2 separate regions of the Homo sapiens genome follow, and region 2 is linked to region 1. Evidence: chromatin contacts called from ENCODE Hi-C data. All regions are on one chromosome and are shown on one strand. The core of a region is the stretch at or near the end of the contact, and the rest is flanking DNA. Distances in the headings are between cores, read along the strand shown. Region 1 overlaps DTHD1 (death domain containing 1). Region 2 has its middle 49 kb from the start of LINC02513.

What was found. Hi-C counts contacts between places; a loop is a spot of excess contacts on that map. Pooled maps may share reads with other maps.
Region 2: a loop to region 1 is called in a map with no recorded cell type, with 14 times the contacts of the local background. The contact joins two enhancer-like sites. A Hi-C loop is called at or near these places in 5 of 37 single-sample maps with no recorded cell type and 8 of 50 pooled maps.

What each region holds. Positions count from the first base shown.
Region 1 is chr4:36,320,865-36,327,418 of GRCh38, reverse strand. All of the region lies in intron 8 of DTHD1 (death domain containing 1), which reads right to left. Among named protein-coding and RNA genes, the nearest start is that of DTHD1, 43 kb to the right of the region's middle. Within about 2 kb of position 4,343, at least 5 of the 41 ENCODE cell types and tissues checked have a DNase peak (open chromatin) inside an H3K27ac peak, as active enhancers do.
Region 2 is chr4:38,314,380-38,320,905 of GRCh38, reverse strand. No RefSeq gene overlaps it. Among named protein-coding and RNA genes, the nearest start is that of LINC02513, 49 kb to the left of the region's middle. RefSeq lists enhancers at 1,976-2,476, 2,477-2,977. Within about 2 kb of position 1,890, at least 38 of the 41 ENCODE cell types and tissues checked have a DNase peak (open chromatin) inside an H3K27ac peak, as active enhancers do.

The DNA.
Region 1 (6,554 bases), core at 3,094-5,593:
ATTAACCTCCTCTCTTTATTGTTCCACTTTTAGATTATAATACCCACAGGTTTTGTCACTCCACTTTAATCCTGTCCCTATTTATTCCTGTGCCTATTTAACTCTTAGCATAATTCTTTCTAGGTTATTATAGCAGATTTAAAAAAATCCTGGGCCAGGCGCGGTGGCTCACACCTGTAATCCCCGCATTTTGGGAGGCCAAGGCAGGTGGATCACCTGAGGTCAGGAGTTCGAGACCAGTCTGACCAATATGGTGAAACCCTGTCTCTACTAAAAACACAAAAATTAGTCAGGCGAGGTGGCAGGCACCTGTAATCCTAGCTACTTGGGAGGCTGAGACAGGAGAATTGCTTGAACCCAGTAGGCAGAGGTTGCAGTGAGATGAGATCATGCCACTGCACTCCGGTCTGGGTGACAGAGCGAGACTCCGTCTGAAGAAAGAAAAAAAAAAAAAAAGAAAAACAAATCCTTGTTTTGGTTTGGCTTTTTGGATCATAGCTAGAAATAGTTTTTCCAATAGAAAGAGTAATCTGAATGTTTCTGGGAAAGGCCTGGACAGCCACACACAAAATGTCACCCTCCCAGGTCTTGCCACAGTGTGTGAAATCCTATTAGTCATTCCTTTAAAGTCATGAAAGGCTTCTGCTAAATGCAACTGCTAGATGGGAAGAAAACAGGTAAGGCTTCTGTCAGCTATTAAAACTCCACCTTCAATTGCTTTTTCAATTTCCCCAGCATGCTTTCATTTATTCATTAAAGAGTTCAGCAAAACATTATTGAATGCATCCTCGGGGAAGGGATTACAAAATTGAATGAGCAGTGCTCTCAACCCTGAGGAACTCAGTCTCAAAAGCAGACAGTAGAGTATAATGTTAGGAGTGTTGCCATTGAAATCAGACAAACTTGGTTTCAAACAGTAGTTTTGCCATTTCCCCTTGGGGAAAACCTCTATATGCTTCAGTTTCTTAAATGAAGAAACTTTTATTTAAGGTTTTTTTTTTTTTCAATAAATAAGTTAATGTGTAAATGCTTTGTCAAGTTACTAGCAGGGAATAATTTAGTAGGTATTCATCATTATTATCATTACCATGATTTTTATATAAATAAAAATTATAATGGACCATATGTTTATATATATAATATATATGTTATATATATATTCAAAGTGCTTTAGTTACAGATACAGTGCAGTGTCTAATACTTCCTGGAAAACTTAAAGACTGCTCCTAAAGAGGGGATAATAGGGTTAAGTGTGGAGTCATTGCTGTCACAATGGCAGCCCGTGGGAAGAGTCTTGAAGAGAAGTGAGGCTTTAAGTAGAACTGGAGCAAAATATGTTAGTTGGGGAAATGTAATATAAAAAGGTTATGACGATGAGCTGTGGGAGTTTGCAATGGGCCCTATATGCCACGGTAACTGGCTTGGACTTTTAATCAATAGACATCCAATGAGAAGTTTTGGAAGAGTGATGAAATCATATTTGTTTTTGAGAAAAATCAAGCTGTCAATTGTGAGGAAGGCAGCCTAAAGCAGATAAGGGAACTAGTGATAGGCCTCCAAGGAAAATGTTGCTATCATCTGTGTGTTAAGGCAATATTAGAGGGACTGAAGATGAAATGCAAGTTTAAACAACACTTCCAAAGTAAAATCAACAAACACTGTATTATATCACAGGACAGTAGCTCAAACCAGTGTACTGAGAGCAACCTTGGAAATCCCCTTCACGACTTCCTCTATCTGCCAATATTCTCCTGCCACCCAGTCCCACACACATTCACTCTATCACCAAGACCTGTTGATCTCAAATCCTGAATCTCTCTCTAACTCTGTTCTTTTCTTGCTATCTTTACTGTCATGATCTTACATAGGCTATCACACTGTCTTCTGTGGACTATTTCATTAGCTCTTTATTTTACTATTGCTAAGCTCATCCATTTCTAGTTTATCCTTATAGGCTGTCGTAGTAATGTTGCTAACAAAACTTGATCATATCACTCTCCTAGTTAAAATTTTCCAATGGCTTTCCAATGGCTTTAGCTGTTACTCAAAAGATAAAAGATCAACTTAATTATAAACAAACCAGATACCTATTTCTCCATCCTCAATTATGGCCATACCAGTTTCAAGAGTATCAGTAGATGAGAGATTTTGTTGTTTACTCAAAAACTAAGGGTCTCTGGTTTGCATGTGCTCTCTATGTCATGAAATCAATCACAGTTTTTTGGTGAATTTTGACAGAAAGCTTGCTACCACAACTACAGAGTCATTTAGTTAATCTAAGTAAGGAATTAAAGGCCCTCCATAATCTTTCCCCAGCTTATTTCCAACATGACATTTCCAAATCTTCCCCTGAAGAAACAGGTGCATTCATCATCCTTTCTCGGAACACGTCTTGTGCTTGACCACTTCAAAGTTTCTACTCATGCCATCTCTCTTGTGTGAAACTCATTGCCCCTTTCTCTCTTCCTCTCCAGACCCTAAACATTCTCTGCAATCATTTTGCTCCCTGAAGCACCCGCAAGTCACCTCAGTCCACAGCGTTCACCCCCTTCTCTGAAATGCCCTAGCATTTAACATCTTACTATTCATTTGCAATTAACAATCAGTTCCTGCCTTTTGCTATTGCTGTATTGTTGTATTCAATTATTATTTATCTCTTGCTTTGTTTTATAACTTTTAAAGTTTTATACTTTATTTCCTAAACTGGACTGTAATCTCCTTGAAAGCTAGAATTTTGGCTTCTACTATTATTATTATCACTTTTAGGCCTTACAGAATATCTTGTATATATTAGGGATTTTGTGGTTGCTAAATTAACGTGTTGACTGATATAATACATCTACAGAAGAAAAAATAAAAACAAAAACAGTTGAAGTTCATAAACTAAAATCTGTTTGAGTTAATGAGCATAACTTTTTACTTATTAAATGTTACAGTTTTAAGAGAATAAGTGCAAACACATCAATGAAATTTTAATTATCAAATTTATTTAGATAGGCAGGAATATCTGTGCTTCCTTTGTAAAAGAAAAATCAAAAGCCCTATAACGATACAGTGCCCAATTCCTGTTTAGTTATACTGCCCTCTAAACAGAGAAAACCTTATCTTTTAAAGCCAAGAGTTGAAGGAGGAAGGAGGAGGGAGGCGTTGAGAGGGGCCAGAGAAGGAGAAAGGGGAGAAGGGACAGGAAAAAGAAGGTGCAGAGGAAGAGATAAGGGGAGGAGAGTGGAGGGGAAAGGAAAAAGAAAAGGGAAAGGGAACAAGAGAAAGGAATGGGGGGGAGGAGAAGGGAAATAATCTCTTCTCATTAAACTGGTTGTCAAAGTACTTTCCAAAAAAGAACACAGGATCCTGTTTCTGACTAAACCAGCTTTGTTCATTTTCCCCTCATGTTCCTCTTAGTGACATGGTCAAAATTGTGGCTTTGAAGGTCATTCTGGTTGCCTGTAGGAAAGTGGAACTGCAGACATGAGGATAACATGTAAGGGAGATGCATGGAGTGCCAGAGTTCTCCCTTCTCCATCCATCCTTCTCATTGGAAAGAGTGAGAAGATTTTGGAAACTTTTAGAGGTTAAAAAATTAACATAATATTTCTACTTACCAAGAACCTAGTGGCTTTCTTCTGTAATTGATAGGGGAAGGGACATGATGCACCAAACATGTTACTGGAATTAACTCTAGTATAGAAAGCATGACACTAAGTTATGGAAAACTTAACAATCACAATGTGGGCACTATTCCCTCAAAAACCACAGCAAGAACAAAGCAAAACAAAACAAAATCCTGATTTTTCTTATAGGAATTTCTTCTAATGTGCTCTTTCAATCTGCTTTTTAAAATACCTAGCAATAACATAATAAGTTCCATTTGATCCTTCAACCCTAATATAATTTTGTAAAATTACTGCAACTGAGAAGTCTGAGTAGAATTAAAATGCTTTTGGATGTAAACATTTTTTAATGGTTCAGAATCATCTCATTTATCTAGTCAAAATTGCTTTGGTATTTCATATTGGTGGAAAAAATAATATAGGAACAACATTATCCCTAGCAGAGCAGTGAGATGGTAATGAAATCCAAAGTGGTGAAAGTGGCGATTCTGACGAACTGATTCTTGCACTGCCATCTGCCTGCTTCCTCCCTTTGACACAGCAAGTTATTTAATGTGGTGAGAAAGAAAGTGTTGAAGCAGTATCATTATTTACTAGAAATCACATGTCAGGAGTTCAGTTTAAAAAAATAATAATCCAGGAAGTTCAGGCTAAGCAAAACTTGGGTCAACAGATGGCTTACGTAAATGTGTGGGTTAGGTTTTACTGGGAAACTCCAGCCTCGAATAGGTGACAGCAGTCAGATCTGGAGCCCTTCTTTCCTTCAAAACAAAACCTCTAAGTAGGAGGAAGGAGTCAAAAGCAGTCACAACCCAAGTTAGCACAAATAAGCAAATGGCATATAGTCACCTATCTGGCGTGACTTCAGACGCACGCACACATGCACAAAATATTCTCTCCACTCCCTTCCATCTAAAAAACCTTTGAGAGTTTTTTGAAACTTGCCTTGTTTCTGCCAAAATACAATTATGTGCAGTGTGAACTGAATTTACTTGAACATTTTGTGAAAGGAGAAAGGCTGAGGCACAACTTCAGAAAGATTTAGTGGTGAATCATTATTCTTTTCAGCCACATATTTTCAAATATATTGTTTGTGGGATCATTTTCAGAAGATTATATAGAATATGAAGTATCACCAGGACGCTTACTATCTTACAAACCTCATCATCTTTCTGTGGCCCTCACATGCGCACTGACCATCACAGCCTTCCTTCGAGTCCTTGACTTGAAATGCGTGCCCGTCTCGGAGTCTTGGAACTTGCTGCGTCTCCCACTTGGATGCTCTCCTGGCCATACAGGAAGGTTCTGGTCTCCGGTTGCTCCTCAGCTCGGTAGTCCCCTCCACAGTGAGGTCTTCCCTAGCTATCCCACCTACCAACTCACACCACCAATTCTGTCCATCTTCTAATGCTAATTTATTTTCTTCCTTGGCACTTCTCACTGTCCTCCTCACATTTTTGGTCCATAAAATGCAAGTTCTATTTATATATACCCATTCACTCATGTTTATTGAGCATCTAACTTATGCCTGACACCATTCTAGGTACTTGTGATTTGGCAGTGAACAAAAAATGTTCCCCGTCTTCACAGAGCTTACTTTCTAGTTATGGAAGAGAGGGTTTTTCTGCAAGAAATGTACAAATGAAGAAACACATGTAAAAACGGAGAAATGACTTAGAGGGAAAAAATAGGGCAGATTAAAGAGGATTAGGAATGTCAGGTTGCAGGGTAAGAGTAGATTGCAATGTTAGAGTCAGGGTAAACCACAGAGAGAAGGTGAAGTTTCAGCAAAGAACTGAAGGAGGTAAGGGTAACAGACATGCAGATATCTGATGGAAGAACATTCCAGCAAGGGGAATCACTAACACAAAGACCTAAAGCAGAAGCAGGTGTGGCATATTCCAAAAACTCAAGAGGGTCACTGTGGTTGAATAAGTGAGGAGGCGAGTAGAGCAGAGAATGCCTTGGAGTCAGTGAGGGCCAAGTTCACACAGAGCCTTTATTCTGATGGAAGCTGGGAGCCACTGAAGGGTTTGGGGCAGAGGCATGAGATGATTTGACTAATGCTTTAAGGCAGTAGTCCCCAACTATTTTGCCACCAGGAACCAGTTTCGTAGAAGACCATTTTTCCATGTTGGAGGGATGGTTTCAGGATGATTCAGGCAAGTTAAATTTATTGTGCTCTTTATTTCTATTATTATTATATTGTAATATATAATGAAATAATTATATACCATAATGTAGAATCAGCGGGAGCCTTGAGCTTGTTTTCCTGCAACTAGAAGTTCCCAGCTGGGGGTGATGGGAGACAGTGACAGATTATCAGGCATTAGATTCTTGTAAGAAGCACACAACCTAGATCCCTGGCAGGTGAATTTCACAATAGGGTTTGCACTCCTACAAGGATCAAATGCCGCCACTGATCTGATAGGAAGCAGAGCTCAGGCAGTAATGCAAGCAATGCAGAGTGGCTGTAAATACAGATGAAGCATTGCTCACTTGCCCAACGTTCACCTCCTGGTTCCTAACAGACCACGAACTGCTACCATTTCATGGCCCAGAGACTGGGGACTCCTGCTTTAAGGGATAACTCTGCCTATGAGTTGAAAACATGCTATAAAGAAGAAAGGGAAAAATGAGACCCTACATACCAGGACACCACTATACGTTGAGCCTTTGGGATACACTGTTTGTTGAATTAATTAATATATGAATGAATGAACTACAGAGGCTGAAGAATAAGAGACGCAGAGATCCTCACAAGTATGAAGTAAAAAGTGATATGTCTTCTCATCTTTATGAATCAGACACAGTATATTAACATCACACATTATAATTATGTGTGTGGTTCTATGCCTAGATACATATATGTAAATATTTACTGTTTGTTCTCTGTGAAGCACTTTTAATTTTGACAAATACCTTCACCTATTTTATGCTACA
Region 2 (6,526 bases), core at 641-3,140, 2.0 Mb before region 1:
TATTTGGAACCAAGACCAACGTTTTCTGTACATAACCACCATCAAAAAAAGAATATCAGTTGTCTTCTATATCCAAATCCAAAGTGCAGGCAAACATCAGCTTTTGGTTCTTCTCTGTTTTCCTTTGAATGACACTATTGCCAGCCAGCCCTCGGGGTTCTCCACTGCTGCAGTTTTGAAACTTTTCTTTCCCAGGTTAAGAAACTAAAGTTGTAATGGAGAAAGAAATGGGAGAAAGCTACATCCCAGAGCAGAGGTGACCTGCCAGCACTCTAAAGTTATTCTAGACCTAGTACAGGCTCAAGCTTAGGACATTTGTTTCTTTTCCACCTGACTTCAAGGAGCTTGTCAAAGCGCAGCCTAAGTTAACAGGCTCTGTCAATGTGAGTACCAGAAGCCAGGCCGCCACCTGCGCTGTTCCAGAAGCCAGGGATACAATGAAAAAACACAAACGTTTCTCCCCATTTTGCTGTATACATTCCAATTCTTTCGCTAGGGACTGTACAAAATCCTGTCTTCTCTGGCAGGTTTCAGGTGGAGGTCCTGGGATGCTTGGACCCAGGACGGCCCATAGTGCGGGCCTCTGCGTCCTCTCCCCCTCACATAGGGGCAGAGGCCAGGAGGCCTGGATCCTTCCCCAGCAACCGTGTGGAGGTTTTTACTTCCTCTGATCCAGGGGACACATGTAATCTTTTTCTACAACTCCCTGAGGCTGGTTTTTCCCACCCTACAAATCAGTAAGCATAAATTTTTGCAGAGAAGCCTGGAGCCATGGGTCCTAAGCATTCAGGCAGCCAAAAAAATTAAATTTTCAACCGGAGCCGGGTAAGGACACATGGTCTCAAACGTTTCCTGCCCAATTGGAGCCGCTTTCCTCCTCTTGCACACTTGCTCCCCCTACTGCCTGACGCTGGAAGTGCAGGCCTGGCTCCGAGGCAAGCTTGAACGCCCCAGCTCGGTCCTGGGATGGCCAGGGTGAAAGCCAGCAGAGCAGAGAGGTTGCCAAAAAAAAAAAAAAAAAGCAATAGTACATCTTTCATAATTCTCCCACTGCTCTGGGGAAGGCACTAAGCTAAGTCTTTTCTTTACATTTGAAGAATAAACTCTGTAATAAAGATTGAATAAAAGTCTTCCCTGAATAAAGTTTTGCCAAATAAGTTAAAGTTAGGTCTCCCTTAAGGGTTCAATAAATGAAAAGAACTTCAGTTTTAGATTCAGACCTCGTGAAATCCCCAAGCCCCTTTGGATTTCAGACCCTTGGAACGCAGATCCAGGTTTTGCGCCTTTATGTGATGCGTGAACTTGGACATCTTATTTAATCTTTTTGAGCCTGAGTTTCTTTAACTGTAATTTGGGCATAATCATATTGTTGGTCTCATAGTGTTGCTGTAGAACGTAAATGAAAGAATGTGAATGCATGAGAAAAGACTTTTACAACATAAAAATAAATGTGAGCTGTTTCCCTTCCAATCCAACGCACACACACCCCTTTTCCATCTATCTAAGTGGAAATGGCCGTCGAGGCAACCTAAACCCCTAAAAAAGGAAGTAGGGCAAGGAAAGCCCGGTCACAAACAGGAAGTAACAGAAATGCCACTGAGAAACATTCAGGCAGAAGAAAGAAAGAAAAACAGTCCTAGGCTGTGTTTTTGAAGATCAAGTTAGATTTAGTTAATGATTTGGGGCGTTGCCAGCCCGACTTGACCCCCTAAATAGGGGGTTTTCAGAGATGGTTAGGAAATTCTTGACCTCGATTTGACCTCACGAATGGGAATTCTCACTCTGCAGTTGGTAGGTTCCTGCCTTTTTAAATGTAGGTCTCTCCTCCTTTTCCCCTGCGGCCATAGGAGGGGCCGAGCGCTCAGCCGGCTGGGAGGAGCTGGGGCTCCGCCTGCCCTCCCTCGCCGTGGGGAGCCGCCCTGCAGCGCCTCTCGGGTTACTGCCTCCCTTCCTGGCTTCACAAACTCGCCACATGGTAGGTTGGCTACTTAAGGGAATGTAAGAAAAAGCACTCAAGTGACGGCATACAAAGAAGTTTTACAGCTCTGGAGATTATGTCAGATTTTCCTTCCTAATTTCTCCTTAGAGGAGACAAAATCCTAGATTTTTTTTTTTTTTTTGAAGGAAAGGGGAAAAAAAACGCAAAACGAAAGGGAAACATATTAACATATCAGGACACATTGTGCTGTTTATTCTCTTGTTTTTCTTTTCTCATTTTTGAAAGCTCTTTCAAGAATCTTACCGCCTTTCTTGTCTTTTCCTTAATTTTGTGTGTTTTTAAGGTGGGGAAGGGAGAGGATTAGAAGCCTGTGAATTTTGTCAGGACAAGGCCTTCCTAAGCTTTTCATTTGTTTGCAGAACCAGAGTTCCTTCTCTGGTCCAGATGAAGAGACTAGTTCCTACCTCCTTCGCCTATACCTCTTATTAAAGGACCCCTCCAACCCTTGTCAAAATGCTTGGTGAAAGTGAGAGTTGGAAAATCAAGAGATCCACATCCATCCTTTGAGTGACCCTAGTCTGCAGACAGTGTCAGAGAGACAAATACAAATATTCTTAAGATGGTATCATGTCCCATCTTAGGCTTGGTTGTTTTTCAATGGCCTCCAACTGTACACTTGTTACAGGAAAGGGGTCCCCATCTAGACCCCAAGAGAACGTTCTTGGATCTCACACAAGAAAGAATTCAGAGTGAGACTGTAGACTAAAATGAAAGCAAGTTTATTAAGAAAGTAAAGGAATACACTTTGGGAGGCCGAGGTGGGCGGATCATCTGAGGTCAATAGTTCGAGACCAGCCTGGCCAACATGGTGAAACCCATCTCTACTAAAAAAAAAAAAAAAGAAAAAGAAAAATACAAAATATTCGGGTGTGGTGGTGCACGCCTGTAATCCCAGCTACTAGGTGGCTGAGGCAGGAGAATTGCTTGAGCCCAGGAGGTGGAGGCTGCAGTGAGCTGAGATCATGCCACTGCACTCCAGCCTGGGTAACAGAGCCAGACTCTGTCTCAAAAAAAAAAAGACAAGACAGGAAAGGAATAAAAGAATAGCTACTCCGTAGACAGAGCAGCCCCAAGGGCTGCTGGTTGCCCATTTTTATGGTTATTTCTTGATGATATGCTAAACAAGGGATGGATTATTTATGCCTCCCCTTTCTAGAGCACATAGGGTAACTTCCTGATGTTGCCATGGCATTTGTAAACTGTCATGGTGCTGGTGGGACTGTAGCAGTGAGGATCCTACACTCATTGCCATCTTGATTTTGGTGGGTTTTAGCTGGCTTCTTTATTTACTGCAACCTGTTTTATCAGCAAGGTCCTTATGACCTGTGTCTTGTGCTGACACCCTATCTTATCCATTGACTTAGAATGTCTTAACTGCCTGGGAACACAGCCCAGTAGGTCTCAGCCTCATTTTACCCAGCCCCTATTCAAGATGGAGTTGCTCTGGTTCAAACGCTTCTGACACAATGGCTTCCAGTTGTACATGCACAACTGAAAACTCCACCATGAGGATGATGATAATGGTGATTTCAAAGTGTTTTCACAGTTGAGCCAGATAACAGCCTATGAGCACACAGAACAGGTGAATTAAGCTTGTGTCACAGATGAGGAATTGAGGAGCAGAAAGGTACAGGGTTGAGTCCAAGGCCACTCAGCTGGTTCCCTAGGAAGCCCAGACTAAGAGATCAAGGTCCTGTGAATGACGCTACATCATTGAATGCCCATTATAGCACTATGACCAGCAGGTTCTACAGGCCCTCGTTCATGCTAAACAAATAGACTATCACCATTATTAAAATAGGGTAATATGGCATTTAAAGCAAGCTACCTTTGGACACATTGCCTAGGATGTGTTTCCAATGCAAAAATGGGACTCTGGGCCCCTTTTCATGAATAGTACACTTTTTAAGTTAAAATTTTATTTGAGTGGGTCATTCACTTACATGACTCAAAAGTCAAAATTCTAAAATATAGTATACCTGAGAAGTATACTAGCTGCCACTTCTTTCCGTTAATCCAATCTTTCCTCTTCCTTTTCTCCCTTGTTGGTAAATCATTTTTATTACTTTTTTTTAACCCTACCTATGTTTCTTTATGAAAATACAAAGTACAAAATGTGTATTCTTATTCTTATTTCTTTGTAGTCTTACAATAAAGAGAGTGTATCTAGTGCGTTTTGAATTGGTTTTCTGGAAGTGGTGGTGGGCTTTGCTATACCATCCCCCTCTTACCTGGGAACCGCAGGGATTGTAGAATTGATCTCCAGACAGCTCAACTGTGACAGAGAACACAAGAGTTCTAGCCATGAAGGCTCCAGTTGGATCAGTTTGCCCCGTAAACCTAGGTCCCTCGTGAAACCAGAACCAGACATGGCTGTAGCCAAGGGAAGCCTGGGATTTTCTGCCAACCACTGACTGAGGCAGCCAGTCGATTCACAGGGAAAAGCTATCTAGAAGCTGCTCTGGACTTGAAAAGACAGATCAGACCAGCACAGATGGTCTCCCCACCCACCGATTATGGGTTTACCACAGTGGCTCATGCGGAGGAACTGGAGACAGACCTGGGGCCCTGCAGTCTCCATGCTGTTGACATGGCAGGTCCCAAGGAGAGGGCTGGGGGGTTGGGGGACAGTGTGCATTACAGAATCACTGTTGTCCCTGGTATTCATTTGCCAGGGCTGCCTTTAAACACAAACTGCGTGGCTTAAACAACAGACATTTATTGTCTCATGGTAATGGAGGCTAGAACTCTGAGATTCAAGTGTCTGCATGGTTGGTTTCTTCCAAGAGCTGTGAGGGGCACGTCTGTTCCAGCCTCTCTCCTTGGCTTGTAGACGGCCCTCTTCTCCCTGTTTCTCTTCACGTTGTCTTTCCTCTGTGTGTGTCTGTCTGTGACCAAATTCTCCATTTATACAAGGTCATCAGTTACACTGGGTTAGGGCCCACCCTATGGATCTCATTTTAACTCGATACTTCTGTAAAGACCCTATCTGCAAATAAAGTCACATTCTGAGATGCTGGGGGTTAGGATCCCAATATATCTTTCTTTTCTTTTCTTTTCTTTCTTTTTTTTTCTTTTTGATAGAGTTTCACTCTTGTCGCCCAGGCTAGAGCGCAGTGGTGCAATCTCGGCTCACTGCAACCTCCGCCTCCCAGTTTCAAGAGATTCTCCTGCCTCAGCCTCCCAAGTAGCTGGGATTACAGGTATGTGCTACTACGCCCAGCTAATTTTGTATTTTTAGTAGAGATGGGGTTTCACCATGTTGGCCAGGCTGGACTCGAACTCCTGACCTCAGATGGTCCACCCACCTCGGCCTCCCAAAGTGCTGGGATTACAAGCAAGGAGACCTAATCCAGCTCATATCATTCCTTTTCAGACCCACAGTCATCCTCTCCCGAAGCGCTGGCCTCACATCCCCATTCCACCGTTGAGAAAAAAACCACAGAGAGCCTGGGGAAGTGTTGTATTCCTTGAGTATATTGTGGAAGGAGGGAGGCAGTGTAAAACCTCTGCTTTAAAATGTGTTGCATATATTCTCTCTATACTAAATATAATATGGTTCTCATTATGGAGAGTAGGCTCTGTCATTTTCAACAAATCCTTTCTTTGTCTTTATTAAGTCGAAGGCAGGAAAAAAATCCCCCCAACTATTGTGCTATAGACAAAGCTCTCCTCACCAGCCTCTCTCCTCACGCACAGCCCTGACCATTGGAGCTGAGACCCCAATGCCCAGATCTTCAAAATCACATACTCCTTTTACTCTGAAGTAAGATTTTTCTTTATCTTACATTTTCAAATATATACTAAGCCGAAAGATAGATCACTCCCTATAGCTGGGCTTTTGGTGGTGTTGATCATTTTAGCTTTGTTTCTGTTAAATCCAGCCTGACATCTTTGCTGAGATGCTGTGACAAACACTTTGGACCCATGACTTGGCACAACTGGGTGTGGCTTGGCCTGCCGCCCATCAGGCAGGTGAAAACAGCCCAGCTCAGTTCGAACATGCTCCAGGGATTCGGCACCTGGAAATCCCCACAAAGCTAATTCCATTCCAGATCTTTCTCAACACCCAGAGGAGGGAGCACAAGGCCCAATTGTCCTTACAACTTTCCCTGCCCACAATTCTATATTCTGGGGAGGTCACGGGGACAGGGGGTGAGGAGGACCGTATATTAATGAGTGTGGGTTCTTAAGTCATAAAGTAGATTTGATGCCTTAACAGAGCCAGGGACCAAACATCCCCACCCCTGTAATTCGGAGGGAGGACACTGGGTAACCCTAGCCTACATCAAGCCCCTCCACCAGGCTTAGCTCAAGAAAAATTTTTCACAGGGCTGTTGCCTTTGTGATTTGAATCCCTTGTTGTTTCCCATCCTTCTTGTTTTCTTGGGTTCCATCCTTATTTTCCACGTGTCTTGGGCTCCATCCAATGCTGAGTAATGAGTCAGAGTCAGAAGCTTTAAGGAGTTAAACCACCGCTCCAAAGAGGGGAGTAACTTACAGCTCCAGGCACCAGGTGGTGGGGCC